Regions from separate parts of the Mus musculus genome. Here region 1 is linked to region 2. A link is a contact called in ENCODE Hi-C data. All regions are on one chromosome and are shown on one strand. Each heading gives the region's core, a stretch centred on a gene start or an enhancer-like site at or near the end of the contact. The rest is flanking DNA. Distances are from core to core; before and after follow the strand shown. Region 1 holds the start of Dync1li1 (dynein cytoplasmic 1 light intermediate chain 1). Region 2 holds the start of U2surp (U2 snRNP-associated SURP domain containing).

Region 1 (7,141 bases), core at 456-2,955, about 19 Mb after region 2:
ATAAATATACACATACACATGCATAAACACAAAGACACATGCATCAACACACAGACACACACAGATTAACAGGACTGCAGATATAGCTCAGCAATTAAGAGCACTTGCTTGGGCTGGAGAGATGGCTCAGCAGTTAAGAGAACCAACTGCTCTTCCAGAGGTCCTGAGTTCAATTCCCTGCAACTACATGGTGGCTCACAACCATCTGTAATGGGATATGATGTTCTCTTCTGGTGTGTCTGAAGACAGTGACAGTGTACTCATATAAACAAACAAACAAACAAACAAATAGAAGAGCACTTGCTCCTTTCCAGAGGACTTAGATTCAATTCCCAGCACCCACATGCTAGCTCTCAACCCAATCCACGTTCCAGGGAATTGATGCTCCCTTCGGGCCTCTACTGGCACCAGGGCATAGACATTCATGTGGTGCACAGACATACATCCAGGCAAAATACCTGTATACATAAAGTAATAAATATATCTTTGACAGAAGATTTAAAAATAAAAACAGTAATTACCACGCGCTGAACACTTATGATTTTCTGGGCACAGTTATAAATCTTTTATGTGAATCATCCCATTTAATCTTCCCTTTATCCCACATTACTAGGGTCTGAACTCGAGATTAGCGAGTGGACAAACCCTAGTAAATGCAGTGCCTGTAGCAAATGCAGCGCGGGGTTGTGGATTTTCTCGCTTGCATAGTAGCATCATCACTCGGGTCACGTGAACGAGCTCTCTTCAAAGTAAGGGGAAAAAATGTTCAAAAGTCAGACTATCTTCAGCAATTGTTCTTATGGGGCGCACGACAGCCTTAAAGCCATCGACTCTTTCTGGAAACAGGCCTTAGATTTTCCATTATATTTAGCTAATCAAGTTCTAGTAGAGAATTATCTGGGGTCTGGCTTAGGTTCTCCGTGCTTGTGTATTAACCATGGTAACGGAGAGCCGACTCCTGTAGGGAGTCTTTTCAGATCTCACAGGAATCTGAAACATCAGACATCAGACCAGAGGTGGGCATAGTGATGTGCACCGGTTCACCTGCCTCAGCACTTAGGACCCACAGGCAAGCAGATCGGTAAAGACTCTAGCCTGGGCTACGTGAGATTCCCATCAGAAAACAAACCAAAACACAAATCCATCAAGACCATTAATTTTCCAAGTGTTGCCAACATTTATGTCTCGCAGTCGCAAAGAGTCTGGAAGAACCGGCTCCAGATGTGGGTCCACCTTGAGGTACTCATCGTCCTTTTAGAATTTAAGGAGGAAAGAGCAGAAATCCAGGACCGGGGTAGTTAAGGCTGTTGAACCCCACTTGGCCCAACTGAAGGGTGGGCAGCGCTGGATATCCACGCCGGTCCCAGGTTACCGCCCCACTGAAAGGTGGGAAGCTGCTTCGCTTACTGACATGCCCGGCACGCCCGGCGGGCAACCGGGATGACGGGTGGTGCACTTTGGGCGGCGTTTCAGCTTGGAGACACAGGGAAAACCAGCATTACCACAGTCCAAGCAGAGAATCAGGCCGCGCATGCGCGACCCGGTCTGCTGCCGCGCATGTGCAGCAGCGCCCTGCTCCTTGGACAACCCCTCCCCAGACCCCGCCCTCAGGCTTGGTCCCCGCCCCCGCAGGCGCGGTCGGCTCCCGAGCCCGGAGCGTCCATATCCGGGTTCCGTCCGCCGCTGCTGCCGCCGCCGCCGCAGTCGCCGCTTCGTTCTTCCAGCCCTGTCAGGAGTGGTGTGATTCCCGACCAAGATGGCGGCCGTGGGGCGAGTCGGCTCGTTCGGTTCATCTCCACCCGGGCTAGCCTCGACCTACGCCAGCGGACCCCTAGCCAACGAGCTAGCGTCGGGCAGCGGCGGCCCCGCGGCGGGCGACGATGAGGACGGGCAGAACCTTTGGTAAGGACCGCACCCCTCTCCGGTCCCCCGCGGGTTATCTCCTCGCCAGGGCGGACGCCTCTGGGATCCCCGAGCCCCGCGGGAGCTGGGAGACGGGCGGGGCCTCCCGGGAGCTGGGCCCGGCGGTTCTCGTCCTCGGTCGGGCCCGGCCTTACTTAGCCTGCGCCTTGCTCCCTGTTAGGTCCTGCATCCTCAGCGAGGTCTCCACGCGCTCGCGCTCCAAGCTCCCGACCGGGAAGAACGTGCTGCTGCTGGGTAAGTGATATCCGATGTGGCCCGGGTGCACGGTCACATCCGTTCGCCCACTGCCTTTGTGCGGACACTCGGGCCCGGCTGCGCCCCGCCTCCCGGCTTGCTGCTGACAGCTGGGGGGACAAGGGGTCCCTGGTCCTTCCGGCCTGGACCCTCCGGTCTTTTCTCCTCCCTGGGATGTGGGGTGGCTCTGTCATCTCCTCTGGGAGAGACAGAATGAACATAACACCCGAGGCACTCCCAGTGGTCTGGGATTCTACCTAGAAAGACGGGGACAGTTTTTGACAGAGATTGGTAGCATGAGGGCTCTTGGTGAGAGCCCCAGCGCAAATGCATGCCATCAATATTTAATAGCAGACTCTTTTGTGTAATTGACAGGAGCCAGAGACTGGGTCGTGAGGAGTGTTATTTGAATCAGCGTTCTCCCGTTCTCCCAGTGCTGGGTGCTCGGGTTGCAGTTGCCTTTTTAACTGTCACCTAATAACTCTGAAATTTGTAAAGGGCAGTAGAACAGCGTTCTCATTTAGTGCCCTCAGCGGAATGGCTGGAATAAGGGAGACATGTCTCCCCTTTCTCTTAGGTTTTTTTTTTTTTTTTTTTTTAAATCTACTGGCTGCAAAGTGAGGATAAAGGACCCAGGGACAATAAACAATCCCACTTAACAGTTTTGCAGGTCTTTCCAGCTCTGGGAGGAATTCCAACCCCCACCTTTTCTTTTTACATGCAGGATATTGGAGTGTATAATAGGGTGACAGTAATATTTTACAACTTGGAAGTGGGTGTTTCGAGACTTCAGACTCTTTGATTTTAGCCAAAAGGCTGAGAAACTGTGCTTGAAGAGTTTTAGTTACCTGAGATTCTCCACGGGTGACAATGAATGAGTCGGTAGGAAGAAATGACTCATTCTCTATGACCCCACCACCACCAGTTACATGCACACACACACACACACACACACAAAACACAACACAACACATGCCTGTGCTTTGGGAAGCTGTGGTCAAGCTCGTTGAAAGCTTAGCATTGTGTCTTTTCCTGTGATTGAAAGCACCACGTGCAGATAGCCAGGACTGAGTACAAACATGTACAAACCACGCGGATCTGACGCAAGTCTGCTACTGTCCACAAACCTCGGTCCATTCATCTCTCAAAGGAGAGTTATGGAGAAACAGTCCCTACCTCCTGGAACTGTGGGAGAGCCAAATGGCTCACTGTAAAGCCAGGCCGCAGAGAATCCTGTGAGGGACCGGAGTGAATGAGAAAGCATTCCTGGGATGTCTTTAGCAAGTGAATTACCCCCTCCCCCCCCAGTTGAGTTGTGGCTCTGCCTGCTGCTCCCATTGCCCTGTGCCCAGTAAGCCTGTCTTCTTCCTTAAAAACAGAAAGGATTACTGCCCAAATACGCGGTATTGATGGGGCAGAAATAAAACAGGGCCCCAAAGCAACAAAACAAAAACCAGTTCCGGGACTGTTTGTAATTACTACTGTAGACAGGTTATTAATGTAGGTAGATTGTGTACTGATAAAGTGAACTTAAGACTGAATGACCCCCTTGGAGTAGATTATGTTTTCATTACTCTGTTAAATAGATTTCTTTACAAATTTCAGCAGTAAAAATTGGCAGTCTTTTACCTTTCTGGTGTTTTCTAGATCTTCTAATACTGGGTCAGTCTACAAGACTTGGTGTACAGAGGCCCCGCACTCCTAGGCTAGATTTTCTTCCGATGAACTTAATATTAATAGTTTAGAAAGTTCCATCTGGTGTCATTATATAAGCTTCAAGTGTCATGTTTTTCCTTCAGTACTATTAAGGTTTCCATGAGCCCTCTTTAGGTCTGGAAAAGGCTAATCATTGATTTTTTAAAAAAATACTGTTTATGCAAATGCAGTTACTTCCCCAAACTTCCTTTAAAGAATGCTTGGAGGCATTTAATTGTCAGGTGGTGTAGCAGTGTTCAGTCTGTGGTGGTAGAAGAAGGAAGGAACACACAGTGGTTATTACAGCTGTGAAGGAAGGAACACACAGTGGGTATTACAGCTGTGAAGGAAGGAGCACACAGTGGGTATTACAGCTGTCTTTGTCAGGAGGTTTAGAGTATCAGGCCAGGGAGATGCTTGGCTCTAAGATGTCACTCAGGAATGATAGTAGTGTTTTGTTGGAGTCTATATTCAAGATTTTATTTATTTGTTTTATATATATGATGAGTACACTGAAGCTGCCTTCAGACACACACCAGAAGAGGGCATCAGATCCCATTACAGATGGTTGTGAGCTACCAAGTGGTTGCTGGGAATTGAACTCAGGACCTCCAGAAGAGCAGTCAGTGTTCTTAACCACTGAGCCATCTCTCCAACCCTGGAGTCTATATTCAAAGAAAAGAAAGCAAGTCTGAGCCTATTAACAAGGCTTTGAATTTCAGAAATAGCCTAGTAAGAGAGATACAGGCCTTTGTCTGAATCCCTTCCATATCCACCCTGCATATCACATATCAATCACAATTTAACCCTTAGCTTGCACTTCACCTGTCCTCCAAGTAGGATAAAAACACCCAGGCTTGGTGGGAGTGGGGTGGGGTTATATGCACAAGAATGCAGTGCCCACAGAGGTCACGGGTGTCAGATTCCTCTGGAGCTGGGTTTACAGGCAGTTGTTAACCATTTTCAAGGGTGACAATGCCATATACAAAACTCTTACTACTCGATGCTTATTTTTGAATCAAAATATCAGTAATTATTTAAAGGAAAAGAATCTGTTTTTTTTTTTTTTTTTTTTTTTTTTTTTTTTTGAGACAGGGTTTCTCTGTGTAGCCCTGTCTGTCCTGGAACTCACTTTGTAGACCAGGCTGGCCTCGAACTCAGAAATCTGCCTGCCTCTGCCTCCCGAGCGCTGGGATTAAAGGCGTGCGCCACCATGCCCGGCTAAGTCTTTTTATTCTTCAAACTCACAAAGTTATTGAAATTTAATACCAGCTAGATCGTCTCTATTTTTTTAAGGAAATAGTTAAGGTTAATTTAAACACTGGGAAGTGCATTAATCTCAAGTATTCTGTGAGTTCACCTGAGTATCCACCCATGTAACCACACCATGACGAGACAGACAACACTCATGGGGCCAGTGGGCTCCTGACCTTCCTTGAAAGTGCCATTCCACGTCAGAGTTAATCTCTATTTAGTCAGGCTTCTGGGTGAGACTGGAAGGTGAGGAAACGTCTGAGCAGGCAAGCTCCATAGCTGACAGAATCCTGGCCTAATCCAGTGCCCGGGAGGGTAAAGCGTGAGAGCACACTGAGACGCTGCATAGGGAGCCCTTGGCTTTCCAGAGAAGCTCCTGATCTGCTGATGCATCCCCGCATTTGGGAGATTCAGGCAGGAGGATCAGGAATGCAAAGGCAACAACAACAACAAACAAGAGCAAGGACGGATGCTTGAGCGGGTAAGAGTCCTGGCTGCTCTTGCAGAGGGCCCAGGTTCAGTTCCCAGGACCACTTGCTAACTCACAACCATTTGTAACTCCAGTTCCGGGGATCTTCTGGCCTTGTCAGGCGTACAAATGGGGCACATACACACGTGCAAGCTAAACATTCATAAACATAAAGAAAAAAAACTCCTTAAAAAAACCAGGAAAGGAAGAAAATTCAAGTGCTTATTGGGCTTTGGGATATGGCTTATTGAGTGCATAACTCTCCTTGACACTTGTCCTAAGCGTCATTTAATCCACCCAGGCCTGGCTCAGAGTGAGGTCCAGGAAGACTGTGACAGCACTCAGTCATTTTACCTACATCTACATCTTTCTCCTTTCTTAGTGGGGAGTGGGGATTGAACCTGGCGCCTCATACAGAATAAGTTGGCTTGCTTAACACTGAGGTACATCCTGAGGCCCTGAAACTATCTTTTGAGGAACAGGGATTAAAGATCACCAGGGTTCCATAGATATAGGAAACATGTTTTCTGGTGTAACTGATTATGAGACTATGATGCCAGTTAGAATGATACAAAGAAGAGCGTTCTCATATGTAGTACTGAGTTGAGGATTAGCATAAAGTTATGGATTTATTATATATTATTGCTTTTATTTTTTAAAGATTTATTTATTTATGTATGTGAGTGCACTGTAGCTGTCTTCAGACACACCAGAAGAAGGCATCTGATCCCATTACAGATGGTTGTGAGCCACCATGTGGTTGCTGGGAATTGAACTCAGGACCTCCAGAAGAGCAGTCAGTGTTCTTAACTGCCGAGCCATCTCTCCAGCCCTATATATTGCTACCAAAGAGACCAATAATGAAGATCAGATGACATGTTGGTACCTTGATATAGGGTCAGAAAAGTTTTCTGTAGAGGATCAGATACTAAGTAATATATGCTTTGTGAGTCATGTAGTATTTTGCAACTCTTTAGTTTTGCTCCTTAGTCCCCAGACAGCTACAGATAATTCATGAATGAATGAAACTTAGCAGTGTTTCTCTTTTTTCTTTTTTTCGAGACAGGGTTTCTCTGTGTAGCCCTGTCTGTCCTGGAACTCACTTTGTAGACCAGGCTGTACTGGAACTCAGAAATCCACCTGCCTCTGCCTTCCGAGTGCTGGGATTAAAGGCATGCACCACCACGCCCGGCTAGCAGTGTTTCAATAAAACTTTGTTCACAGAAACAGGCAACGGGCTAGCTTTAGTCTATGACTGGGAATTGCTGGATTCTCCCTTTCTGTAACCCCTTTGCCGTTAGCTTTAACCTTAGGCAAAGATGACAGTTAATGGAGGTTTCATTGGATGGTTTACAGTATTTGACACCGTGGAAGCTCAGTGAATATGTTACATGAATGATGAATTGACTCTATAGTTGGATAGAGATTTAAGAATTAAGGGGAGTAGACCCATTTCCCCCAGTGCCACTGTCAGGAACAGAAAGCAGAGCTCCGAGGGTGACAGATACAGGCTGCTAGAATGGTTGGTTCCTCTAGCAAAAGCACTGAAAGTTCAGAGTGGCCAGG
Region 2 (6,724 bases), core at 145-2,644:
GCTGACTTACAGTAAAGGTCTGGTGTAAGGACAACCAGAACTGGGCCCTCCCATAGTTCTGAAGAATGTCTAGTAAGACCTTTACTACTTGCTAAGTAAATCTGGGGCAATCATTCAGCAAAATGGCAAAAATTTAAAAATTAACAAATAAATAAACGTCAGCCTTATTAGAAAGAGAGCAAGTTTGGTTTGTTTCTCAAACCAAACAGCAAATGCAAACAGATAATCATACACTTTACGTTCCGAGACTCTTTAAATGTTATCCAACTCCTTATCTCTGCATCTCAAGCCTCGCCACTGGTTTATGGCAGTACTTAGGCATCTTTAATACCGAGATGGGGACGAGAATCTCCAAGCAAAATAATCCAAAATAGATAAGTAAATAAATGGGATTAAACACGCTGGCCAAAATGGCAACTAACACCAATTGTTAACCCAACCTTACTAACGCTTAATTACAGTTCAACGGTTTCCCAAGCAATGCACAGGGCTCCCTATAAACTCACATGTAAGGGCATTTGGGCAATTTCCACGTCTACCGTAGTTTCCCTTTCCAATGGAAACCCCACATACTGCTTGAGACCCTGAGTCTGCGGCCCTCAAGAGGGATGTTGTTCACTTTTCACTTCCCGGGAAGTGGGAGGAAAATCACATGGGAAGTGTGGCTCTAACCCTGAGGCTCAGAGAGCGGCTCCCTCCGCACGTCCCAACCCCAGGCCCTCCACTGGCGGGTCTCTCGCACACCCTTGCAACCCGTCCAGCCTAATTTCCTGGACGGCAAGGAGAGAAACCGTGTAAGGCCAGGAACGAGTAAGAGCCAAAGTAAAGAAGGGAGGACGAGGGGGGAAGAAACAGGCATCTAAGACCGGGAACCTTCCCGCCTCTCCCAGCCTCTAGCCCGCAGCCTCCGAGAGCAGCAAGGGGTGATACAAGGACGCCGGACCACCTCGGAACCACTGCTCTGACCCACAAAGCCGAACGAGGTGACCAGCCCCGCTCGCCACCAGGCACGCTGGTGTGGGGCTGAATCCCAGTCGGGACGGACGCGCGCTCGGGCCTCTCAACCTGCGCACCTTGGTGCAGCGGTGCCAGGCCCACTGTGGCCAACAGGCCTCAGCCCCTCGCCCCAGGAAACCCTCGAAGGCCAGAGGCTTCTGTAGGCCCTCGACCACGGTGAGAGACCCCCCTGACTGACGGAGATCTCTAAGAAACTACCTTTGAACTGGCCTTCTGAGATCCGCCTGGCGTTTTGTCGGCCATCTTGAGCTTTGCTCCTCCTTCAGCGGAGGCAGCAGCGCGGGTGAGTCGAGCACCGAGAGAACAGATAGCAGCCGAGCGCGCCAGAAAGGCTGCCAGGCCGAATAGCCGAACGCCGAGACGGAGACCTCCGCGGCGCCGGGGCCGCGTGACTTCCGCGTCGAGGCGCTTTTACGCGCCCCGCCCACCCCGCTCGCCTTCCGGTGAATTGCGGCGCCCAGTCACGTCACGCGCCTGCGGAATTTAGGGACTCTCCTTGACCCGACTTTCAAGGCCAACTGATAATTCAGTCATTTTCCTCCCAGAGCCAACCGGCGTTAGATGCGAGCGGGTTCTACTTCCTGAGGGGGGAAGGAAGCTGCTCTTTTAAAGCAACTGCAGTAGCCACGTGAGCCGAGCGTCTCACCTCAGCTGATGAGGCAGTTCGTCGAGACACTTTGCCGCACGATCCCCCAGGGGGCACAGGCCTTGGTGGCAAGGCAAATTTGCAATCTGCTCACGTTAAAAAATGGTGAGCAGTGACTTCAGAGTTGAGAAAAAACAGGGAAATAGGATAAAAACTGTTTAGGACGTCGGAGCATGGTACCTGCATAGACTGGGCATGGAGTTGGGGAGGGATGGATCGTAATATAGACGCTGTTCTAAAACGAGCATGTTTATTGTTACTGTGCAGTACAGGCACGCCCTAGCAACTGTGGGGAGGTTAAAGGACAGTTTGAAGGAGTTGGTGGGATTTGGGGATCGAAATGAGGTTGGCAGGTTTGCTCAGCAAGTGCCTTTTTCCCTCTGAGACTTCTGGCTACCCGCACCTATTTCTTTGAAGCATAGTCGCAAAAGTTGTGTAGCAGAAGATAGCCTTGAACTGCTGATTTTCCCGCCTCAGGTCCTGGGAATTAGTCTTGGGCCACCATGTCTAAGCTTTTTGTTAATTGAAGGGAAGCGGGGAATGAGTAAGTTTGGTTTGATTTGGGTTTTTCCAGTTTGTCGGCATTCCACCCCTGGCTGTCCCTGTGCTGTAGACCAGGCTGACCTCAAACTCGGAGATCTGTCTCCCAAGTGCTGGGAGAAAACGTGTGTGCCATCACCTAGATTTCAGTTACAGATAAGGGTCAGACCTAGAGAAGAGGCTCAGAATTGGAGATGTGTGACAGGACCTGAGAATGGAAATAAATTCATTTGGGCTGGAGGGCACAGAACCGTATTATACTGTACTTTCATGCATAGCAACCGTTACTTTCTGATCGTTGGCTTCCTGTTACTACGGTTTCTATCTCTGGTACCTGGCTTATTTATACCTCATCGCCTACCACCAGATTTTATTGATATTTATTTATTTATTTATTTTGGTTTTTTCAAGACAGGGTTTCTCTGTGTAGTCCTGGCTGTCCTGGAACTCACTCTATAGACCAGGCTGGCCTCGAACTCAGAAATCTGCCTGCCTCTGCCTCCCAAGTGCTGGGATTAAAGGCGTGTGCCACTACCGCCCTGCTTATTGACCTTTTTAGAGAGTTCAGCAATGTAGCCTCCTAGACTAATGCTTCCCTGGTCGCTCCCCCACCCCCTTCACTATACCCCCATCAACCAAAAAATAAACTTCAACTTCTGTATGGTAAATGTACTTGCTTCTGTGACTCCGTCTCCTGAGCCTACTCCTACTCTCAGAGTTCATTCTTTCTTTCAGTTCCCTCCCCTACTGCTCCTTTCTTCAGTGTCAGTTATATACAGGGTTACTTTGCAATCTCCTTATTCCCAAGTTTTACACTGTACAGCCTTATGTCTGTCTCTGTAAGTCACAATACTGTGGAGGCTTTTATATATTAAAAACAGCAGGGTTCCAATAATAAATTCGGAACAGATTGTGAAACCTACTTTACAGCATTCATATCACAGCTTTATTTAAAATATTTGTATTTAGGGTTCTCTAGGGTCACAGAACTTATGAGTATTTTCTATATAGTAAGAGAATTTATTGATGACTTACAGTCTGTAGTCCAACTCCCCAACAGTGGTCAGCAGCAGCTGTGAATAGAAATCCAAGGATCTAGCAGTTGCTCAGTCCCACAAGGCAAGCGGGCGAAGAAGGATGAGCCCTCCTTCCAATGTCCTTATGTAGGTCTGCAGCAGAAGGTGTGGCCCACCTGGATCTGGGACTTGCCTTACTTAGTCTCCTGGGATTAAAGGCATATGTACTACCTTGCCTGGGCCTAAGCTTTTCATAGCCACTATGCCTCAAGATCAGGATCACAGGTGAGCCTTCTAGTTCTGGATTGTAGTTCATTCCAGATATAGTCAAATTGACAACCAGGAATAGCCACCACAATCCACCTCTTGTCAACTTGACACAAATAATATCTCATGTCCACATGACACAATAACAAGGTCATCAATACAACTAACATGATAAAACTATTCCTCATACAATCGCAAATGCATTTGTAAATTTACAATGGGGCAATGTCCCTTGGGAACATTCTTTTAGTATCTCAAATACCAGTTGATGTTAAAGAAATTGGAAGAAAGACAAATGTATTCTTAACAAAATAAAACAGAAGCATTCTTTATAATCCTTGTTTCAGGCCTTAGCTGGTATTTATAACTACTTCCTCTACCACCCATTCTGTATTTCCTCCACCCTAGGCAAGCACCTCAGCAGGTCTTGGCTCTTTTCCCGGAGGAGTGACTCATACCTTCATTCCTGATGGGTCTGTATTCTTTGTCATCCTGCTTGGATTATGCTGTTGTAGTTTCCCATTGACTTTAATCACAGGACATGGTAGTACTAAGAGATGCCCTAAGGAATCTCCTGCACTCCAGACATATTCCTGCCAGAAGCTCCAAACAGCATCTCTATCTGCCACCGACACCTCAAATACCATCGGGTCTGCTGGATCATATGGTCCAAGTGGTAGAGCAGCCTACACAGCAGCCTGGACCTGTTGGAAGAGCCTTCTGTTCCAGGCCCCACACAAAGCTAGCAGCTTTCAGAGTCACTTGGTAAATAGGCCTGATAACACACCCAAGTGAGGGGTGTGCTGTCTCCAGAATCCAAATAGACCCACTAAACATTGTGCTTCTTTCTTGGTGGTGGGAGGGGCCAGGTGCAATAACTTACCTTCCACCTTAGAAGGAATATCTCTGCATGCCCCACACCACTGGATTCCTAAGAATTTCACTGAGGTAGATGGTCCTTGAATTTTGGTTGGATTTATTTCCCATCCTCTGATACGCATGTGTTAACAATGAATCCAAAGTGGTTGCTTATTTCCTGCTCACTTGGTCCAATCAGCATGCTGTCATCAATATAGTTCACCAATTTGATATCTTGTGGAAGAGGCAAACGATCAAGATCCCTTCTAAGTTATGACACAGGGCAGGAGAGTTAATATATCCTTGAGGCAAAACTGTAAAGGTATACTAATGGTCTTGCCAACTGAAAGCAAATTGCTTCTGGTGGTCCTTATGGACAAGTACTGAGAAGAAGGCATTTGCTAGATCAATAGCCTCATACCAGGTGCCAGGAGATGTGTTAATTTGCTCAAGTAATGAAACTACATCTGGTACAACAGCTGCAGTTGGAGTTACTACCTGATTTAGTTTTCAATAATCAACTGTCATTCTCCATGATCCATCTGTCTTCTGCACTGGCCAGATAGGAGAGTTAAAGGGAGATGTGGGAACCACCATCCCTGCATCTTTCAAGTCTTTGATAGTGGCAGTAATTCTGCAATTCCTCCAGGAATACGATACTGTCTTTGATTCACTATTTTCTTTGGTAGAGGCAACTCTAAAGGCTTCCATTTAGCCTTTCCAACCATAAAAGCCTTCACTCTACAGGTCAGGGAACCAATGTGAAGATTCTGCTAATTTCTGAATATATCCCAATTATACATTCTGGAACTGGGAAAATGACCACAAGATTATGTTTAGGGACCTACTGGACCTACTGTGAGTCGGACATCAGTCAAAACTCCATTAATCACCTGTCCTCCATAAGCCCCTACTTTAACTGGAGGGCCACAATGTTTCTTGGGATCTCCTGAGGTCAGTGTCAGTTCAGAACCAGTATCCAATAGACCCCAAAAAGTCTGATTATTTCCTTTCCACCAGTGTACAGTTACCCTTTACAAGGTCATAGGTCCCTCTGGGAAAGAACTGGAAAAAGGCTAACAGCAAAACTTTTAGGTGTCTTATCAAGAGCCTTCCTCAGGGGAACCTGGCCACCCCTTCATTCAAGGGGTTCTGGGTCTGCAAACTGGCTCAAGTCTAGAAATTGATTCATTGGCCAAGATTGCCTTTTGCCACAATCCAAAAGCCTTTCTTTCATTTGTTTGAGAATGTTTCTGCTTATACAGATCAACCAGATATGAAGTAGGCTTCCTATCTATTTCATACCTGGAAACACCTTGACTAATTAGCCAATACCAAAGATCCAAACGAGTCATGCCATTATAAATTTCACCTCTCCTGTGCTGAGCACTATGGGGAATGTTATTATATACATTGTTTTGTCTACGCTGTCCATTATAATAACTTCAATCACCTTGTCTCTGGCGATTCAATGCTGCCACCTGGCCCTTGTTACCTCAGGGCCCAATTAAATCCATTGAATTTAATTCATCTAATTGAGCAGCAGCACCTCCAAGCCTAAGGTCTGCCACAAGGAAAAGTGCAAGAATAAAACTCTTCAAATGTGCTGGTGCCCCTCTCACCAGTTTGCATCATATAGGATTGGTGAAGGGCATATCTTCTGGGCCTTCCCATTCTGGAGGATTACACAACATATAATCTTACATATAACTCTAGCATTGAAATTTCTCTGAGCCTTAAAATCCCTTTGTCAACACAAAGCCAAGGGATACCAGGCATCTCCATCTCCTTTTCAGTAAGCCATCTTTTGATAAACACTTCAGCCAACCATTCAAACTTCTGGCATTTGTTTTTATCTGTGCGAGCTTCCATATTAAACCTAGAATCTCCACTCAGAGGGCCCATGCCAATAAACTCAGCCTGCTCTAGTTTTATGTTCCTTACATCATTATGCCACACCCTAAAAATCCATTCCCACACATATTCACCAGGTTTCTGCTTGAATGAATTAGCAAACTCATTAAGCTCCTTAGTAGTGTAGCAAATTTCCTCATAGACTACACTTTCTACCTCCCCTCTAGGGGCCTGCTTTGCCTTGAGTCTGGTTATTGGTTTAGAAGAAACTATCAGTGGGCCTTGAGGAACATCAGTATTGCTTTGTCTGACATTTTCTTCAGCGAAAGTCACTGCTGGTTTATCAGAGTCTGAGGGGTTAATTTCCTCCTGTGGAAAAGGCATTATTTCAAGGGGTGGGGCTGAGGGTACTACTTCCTCAGGTGGGGCAAACCCTTGAGAATTCGAAGATTCAAAATTCTCAGCTGTAACAGGGTCCTCCCACACATCCCCATCTCAAATTATAGGGCCCCATTCTTAGGCAGTC

What was found. A loop is a pair of places that touch in the nucleus more often than their neighbours do.
Region 1: a loop to region 2 is called in a map of T-helper 17 cell, with 7 times the contacts of the local background. The contact joins the promoter of Dync1li1 here to the promoter of U2surp in region 2. A Hi-C loop is called at or near these places in 1 of 37 maps with a recorded cell type or tissue (T-helper 17 cell).

What each region holds. Positions count from the first base shown.
Region 1 is chr9:114,687,126-114,694,266 of GRCm38, forward strand. It overlaps Dync1li1 (dynein cytoplasmic 1 light intermediate chain 1), which reads left to right and starts at 1,706. Exons shown (of 13, transcript NM_146229.2): 1 at 1,706-1,902; 2 at 2,084-2,157. The coding sequence starts at 1,757.
Region 2 is chr9:95,510,602-95,517,325 of GRCm38, forward strand. U2surp (U2 snRNP-associated SURP domain containing) reads right to left here and starts at 1,395. Exons shown (of 28, transcript NM_001357974.1): 1 at 1,216-1,395. The coding sequence starts at 1,260.